Regions from separate parts of the Homo sapiens genome. Here region 1 is linked to region 2. The links are chromatin contacts, found by Hi-C or POLR2A ChIA-PET in ENCODE. All regions are on one chromosome and are shown on one strand. Each heading gives the region's core, a stretch centred on a gene start or an enhancer-like site at or near the end of the contact. The rest is flanking DNA. Distances are from core to core; before and after follow the strand shown. Region 1 has its middle 34 kb from the start of LUCAT1. Region 2 overlaps ADGRV1 (adhesion G protein-coupled receptor V1).

The links. Hi-C counts contacts between places; a loop is a spot of excess contacts on that map. ChIA-PET counts read pairs that join two places held with the same protein, here RNA polymerase II (POLR2A). Pooled maps may share reads with other maps.
Region 1: a map of cardiac septum shows a loop between it and region 2 (4-fold over the local background). The contact joins two enhancer-like sites. A Hi-C loop is called at or near these places in 1 of 168 maps with a recorded cell type or tissue (cardiac septum) and 11 of 50 pooled maps. POLR2A ChIA-PET finds 5 or more read pairs at or near these places in 3 of 52 experiments (MCF 10A, PC-3 and WTC11).

The regions. Positions count from the first base shown.
Region 1 is chr5:91,278,855-91,281,562 of GRCh38, forward strand. No RefSeq gene overlaps it. Among named protein-coding and RNA genes, the nearest start is that of LUCAT1, 34 kb to the right of the region's middle. RefSeq lists enhancers at 664-1,605, 1,604-1,863, 1,606-2,547. Within about 2 kb of position 1,302, at least 39 of the 41 ENCODE cell types and tissues checked have a DNase peak (open chromatin) inside an H3K27ac peak, as active enhancers do.
Region 2 is chr5:90,876,900-90,879,894 of GRCh38, forward strand. The region is part of intron 83 of ADGRV1 (adhesion G protein-coupled receptor V1); the gene reads left to right. Among named protein-coding and RNA genes, the nearest start is that of ADGRV1, 320 kb to the left of the region's middle. Within about 2 kb of position 1,457, at least 4 of the 41 ENCODE cell types and tissues checked have a DNase peak (open chromatin) inside an H3K27ac peak, as active enhancers do.

The DNA.
Region 1 (2,708 bases), core at 52-2,551, 400 kb after region 2:
AGCCTGGGCAACACAGAAAGACTCTCTCTTTTTTTTTTTTTTTTTTTTTTTTTTTTTTTTTTTTTTTTTTGAGACGGAGTCTCGCTCTGTCGCCCAGGCCGGACTGCGGACTGCAGTGGCGCAATCTCGGCTCACTGCAAGCTCCGCTTCCCGGGTTCACGCCATTCTCCTGCCTCAGCCTCCCCAGTAGCTGGGACTACAGGCGCCCGCCACCGCGCCCGGCTAATTTTTTGTATTTTTAGTAGAGACGGGGTTTCACCTTGTTAGCCAGGATGGTCTCGATCTCCTGACCTCATGATCCACCCGCCTCGGCCTTCTCTCTTTAAAGAAAAAAAAAAAAAAAGAAAAGAAATTTGTCTATATAAATATACAGTTAAAGCAAACAATATAATATATAAAACCAAATTTGGAAATATTTTTTCCTTCCATCAAAACTTAAACATCAATTTTAGAACACAGTGTTCTATATCGTAAGGAGTCCTAGAGTCTACCCAGTATAATGTCTCACATCCTCGCCCTCTTGCTATAGTTGTCAAACCTAAATGTACCTAAGAATCACTGATAGGTAGTTGGTTAATACGATGGATTATTTCTAGGCCCCGACCTCAGACAGGTGCCTCCATGCCCCCACCCAGCCAGGACATTCTGAGTCTGTAATTTGAAGTGAGCTTCAAGAATCTGCATTTTTACCGCGGCGCTTTTGATGCAGGCGGTCCACGGTAAAGTTAGAGAAATGCTGCCCTGCTGCTGCGCTGCAGATTGAACTCTGGGGAAGAAGAAATGAGCACGACCGGGAGCGGTCCATCTAAACCGGTCCATTTAGATGGACAGGTTTTAGCAGTCCATCTAAATCTGTCTCAGGAGCTTTCTTTCTTTCTTTTTTTTTTTTTTTTTTTTTTTTTGAGACGGAGTCTCGCTCTGTCGCCCAGGCTGGAGTGCAGTGGCACTCACTGCAAGCTCCGCCTCCCAGGTTCACGCCATTCTCCTGCCTCAGCCTCCCGAGTAGCTGGGACTACAAGCGCCCACCACTACGCCCGGCTAATTTTTTGTATTTTTTAATAGAGGCGGTGTTTCACCGTGTTAGCCAGGACGGTCTCGATCTCCTGACCTCGTGATCCGCCCGCCTCGGCCTCCCAGAGTGATGGGATTACAGGCGTGAGCCACCGCGCCCGGCCTGTCTCAGGAACTTTCAAAGGGGAGTGGCAGACAGAAAATGAGCACGGTATCTAATCAGCAAGTAGGATTGCAAATAAGAACGCCTTTATGAAGGCCCCAGTTTTTACAGTAAGTCCCTCACTGCCCGCACACAACGATGCCAAGTTCCAACCTGATTTGCGTCACCACAGTTGTGGGTTTGCGCCAAGGTTAGTTATCAAGCGTAGTGAGAGGATAAATTCACAAAATGAGGGACAAAAATAAGACGAGAGCTGGGTACAACGGAAGTGAAACCTGGGTGGAGGTCATCTCCAAATCACAGTGGAAGGACGATGTCAGGGATTTGTCCCAACACTCTTTTGATGAAAGAATTTGATTAGTGGACTATTGCACTCTTAAAGGCAAAGAAAACAAAGCACGGCAGTGCCCCGCTCGGTCGGGATTCAAAAGCAGTGAAAGCTGCCTTGCTCTGTTTAAAGCGACAGGACTGCTCTGCTATTCAGGAAAGACTAAGGAGGCAGCGGTATCTGCGAAGTCCTGCGAGCTCCCGGCGACAGGAGTAGCGCGAGCAGCTGACGGGGGAAATCCACTGGCAGCGAGTCGGATGAGTCAGCGCTGAGTCACGCTCGGCGCTACGTGCCGGCCTGGGCGGCCGCAGCCCGGGGCCCGCAGCCGCGGAGTCAGCAGAGATCCGCCGCTTCCTGGAAGACCCTCCCTGCGCCTGAGGGAGGGGGCGGCGTCGCCTCCTCGCGCCGCCAAGGCCCCCTGCAGTCACACACTCGCCCGCACGCACGACCTCCTCGCTCCATCCTGGGGACATCCAGGATTCACCCCCGAGGGGAAGAGTCCCATGTGACAAATGGTTAGAGCTTGGGCGGATGCTTTCATCCCATGTGTTTCCTCAAAGCTGAGATTCCAGCGCTCTTGCTCTTTTCGTGTTGTTGTTAGGTTTTTAACTTTTTTTTCCCGTTTCCTGGCAGAGGATTAACACGCTGATCTTTTTATAGTTTCCAATATTTTAAATGAAGCACAAGAAGAATGGATTAATAAAACGTGTTGAAACTTAAGCATCAAATCGTCACACTGCTCTGGGTTCTAAAATGACTAGAAAGTGACTGCACTAGAAGCTTTGAATGTTGGGTAACTGGGAAGGATTAACTCGGTTCTGATGTGCCCTTTGTTAATGAAAATCAAATCTTTGCTATTTGTCCAACCACCCTTATAATAACTAAATTTGTCTAAAGACTGGAGACATGTGTGGTAATAATTAGATATGGAGTCACCAAAGAACAGGGTAGCCATGCCTTTGTGTTTTCTGTGCCTTAACTAACATTCTGTTGTCCTAATGTGCAAATGATACATTGTTGGTTTTAAAAAATATTATGGCAATGTTTATATCCATGCTGAGAGTTAATAGCAGGTATTGTGTCATGAAGTGCAGCTAGTCAGTGAGATAGTCCTGATACAGGTGGGGTAATTATTATTTAGGGACAATTTGCGGCTGTTTTTCAAGACAGACTGGGTCTTTAGAAGTTGTGCCAGCTGTTACCGGT
Region 2 (2,995 bases), core at 207-2,706:
AAATATAGTAATGACATAGTGAAAGACATAGTTTAGACCCTCCAGTAATTTTCTGTCTACCAGGAGGGTAATAAAGAAGTAAATAGATGAATACAGTAGAATGGTGTAAGCATATAATAGCAGTCTGTACAGCATATAGTGGGAACCAAAAAAGAGTTATTAATTCTATCCAGGTTGAGGAGTGGAGTCAGGAAAATCTTATAGCAATAAAAATGCTTAGCTGTCTTGAAAGATGAGATGTCTTCACCAGGAAGAATCTACATATAATTAAAAGACAGACATTAGTAAAGGCAGAGGAATGGGCAGTATCTGGCAGGATTAGTGACGCAAAAAGGATTGCTCTACCTTGGATTATGTTCTGTTTAGTTTGCAAGGAATCTGGGTTGGTTCAACTGGTTAAGAGCTGATGGTGAGGAAAGGAGAGCTACTCCTGGGCAGACCTGTTGGAAAAGTAGAATAGTCGCCAGACCTGAGCAGAACTGATGTATGGAGGAGCAACAGAAAATGAGAATTTTTTGGAAAGAATTTGGGTTCCACAGATACATTTTAGTGTCTCACAAGCATTTTTTTGGAAATGTGTTAACTTGTCTAATCTGAAAAGGCTGAAGTATCTAGTTCTGTACTACTGCGTATGGAGAAATGGAAAGTTTCTGTCTGTTAGGCATCAGTAGGGTTTCAGTGTGTGGTTTTTTTTTTTTTCATTTAATGTCTCTTACAAATTTCATATTTTAAAGAATAATTCCTCATAACATCCTCCAGTGAACCCTTTGTGATTAGTTTAAGTGAAGAGATAGGAAAAAATAGTTAGGTGTAAGGTATATTTTTTCAATGCTTTTTCTTTTTTTTAATGTTATTTCAAACACAATTTACTGCTATCACATATTAAAGACTCACAAGACATAAATCAATACAACTTTACCTTTTGAAATATTTAAATTTATATAAAAATATTAACATTACCTCTTACATGCCCTTTCGTGAAATTCAGAAAAAAAAATGAAACTATTAAAACTGCAGCTGCATGACTATGGAAAATAAATCGTGTGTATAGTTTCTGTGATATTACCCTTTGTGAATTTGCTATTGAATTCATATTCTTGAGGTAAAGATAGAGTTCAGACCTTAGAAAAATACAGTGATAATGCCACAGGAAAATATTTGTGGTGTTGTTTAAGATTCAGCGTGTGTAACTCTTTTCTAGGTTATTAATAGGCTTGGGAAAAACAATATAAGCAATTTCTCCTAAATAGAAGCAAGTTTGAGAGAATAGACTTCCGTCAGAATTGGCTACTGTTAGGGAGAAAGGAAGCTGAATTCAAACAGTTTTGTGAGAAACTGGAAAAGAGGAAGCAATTGAGCTTCACAATCGGTCACTGATATTTGATTTACTTTCTTTGGAGTTTACAAGTGGCTGCCAAGTTATGTCTAACGCACACTGCCTAATCCTTGGAGGCCTCTCTTCCAGCTGATGTCTGCGTCAGTGGTGGCCATGAGAGAGGAAGCAACTTGAAGAAAAGATTGTTTACCACTTAAATTTAACATGGAATTCGAAGGCTAACGTTAAGTGGTTTAGAACACCACTAGAATGCTGTTTTGTATGTTTGTGATTCCCGAAACAGTCACCCAGCATCTAGTCCTAAATATGAATTAAGATCTCATTCCGAAGAACACCTTCTTATCACTTCTTTGAAGGTAATTATGAAAAGTCAAAGATGTACTTCTAAAAAATGCCTCTATGTTCACAGTCATTTATGAGATTAAACAGATAACCAGCTGACTAACAAACTCCAACATAGTCATGATGGTGTCCTTAAGCAGATTATAATCTCAGGAGTGCTGGGGAGATTTATACAGATATGAAAGGAGGGCAAATCAAGGAGGTATGAAGTCAGCTACATGGTGTAGTGTAGGTGTCACACATTATTTGTTGTTGCACTTTACACTTTCCCCACTTACAGGTTACAATTTGCTTGAAGATTAAAAACTCGAACCATATTTGGTTGTTAATTCTCCTTCTGTGGACAGACTGGAACAAATGGCAAGAGAAACGATTGCCCAGCTACATGTGAGTCATTCTTTCCTGGGATAAGGCTACTTCAGCTTTAAGTGGAGAGTGGCTTGGGGAAGCTGTTGTGGAAGTAAGGTCACAGGGTTTGAGACATGTTTGAAGCAAGGCTTTTGTTCCAGTTCTTCCAGTCTGCATGCAAAAGGAAGGAAGGAGAACATCTACTAGCAAAAGCTGAATGAGGACTTCAACCTCACCTCCATGGTTCCCCACACAGGAGCAGAGCCCAGCCAAGGTTCCCACCTAACACCATCTTTCCAGAAATTGTTTTGAGATACATAGGAGAGAAAGGCCCTTATATTCACAAGAAAACCCAGCAATCATATTCATTTGAAAAGCAATCCATATGCACATTTTGGAAACAAAAGAAGTATCAGTACACAGGGTGAAATAAACTTGAAAGGAGATTTGTAAAGAAAAGAACAAGCAGTATTCATTCAAAAAAACAGAAGGTAGGATGTTATGGAAGTAAAACAGTTATTTTGTTTAGGTTTAAATTTTTTTAACTTTTAAAATTTGTGATATAATTTTGATTATGGGAATCATAGATTCCTGTTATCAAAGGAAGAATGACCTTTTCCCATTTCCTTTTGAGTTTCTTAAAATTTCAATTTTCTCCTTAATTATACTATTTTATGCTTTTTTTTTCTCCAAATGGTAAGGCGTATGTTTAATTTAAAATTTTAATTTAAATTATTTTGGCCAGGCACAATGGCTTGTGCCTGTAATCCCGACACTTTGGGAGGTCAAGGCAGGCAAATCGCTTGAGGTCAGGAATTTGTGACCAGCCTGGCCAACATGGTGAAACCCCTGTGTCTACTGAAAATACAAAATTAGCTGGGTATGGTGGTGCACGCCTGTAATCCCAGCTACTTGGGAGGCTGAGGCAGGAGAATCAATCGCTTGAACCTAGGAGGCAGAGGTTGCTGT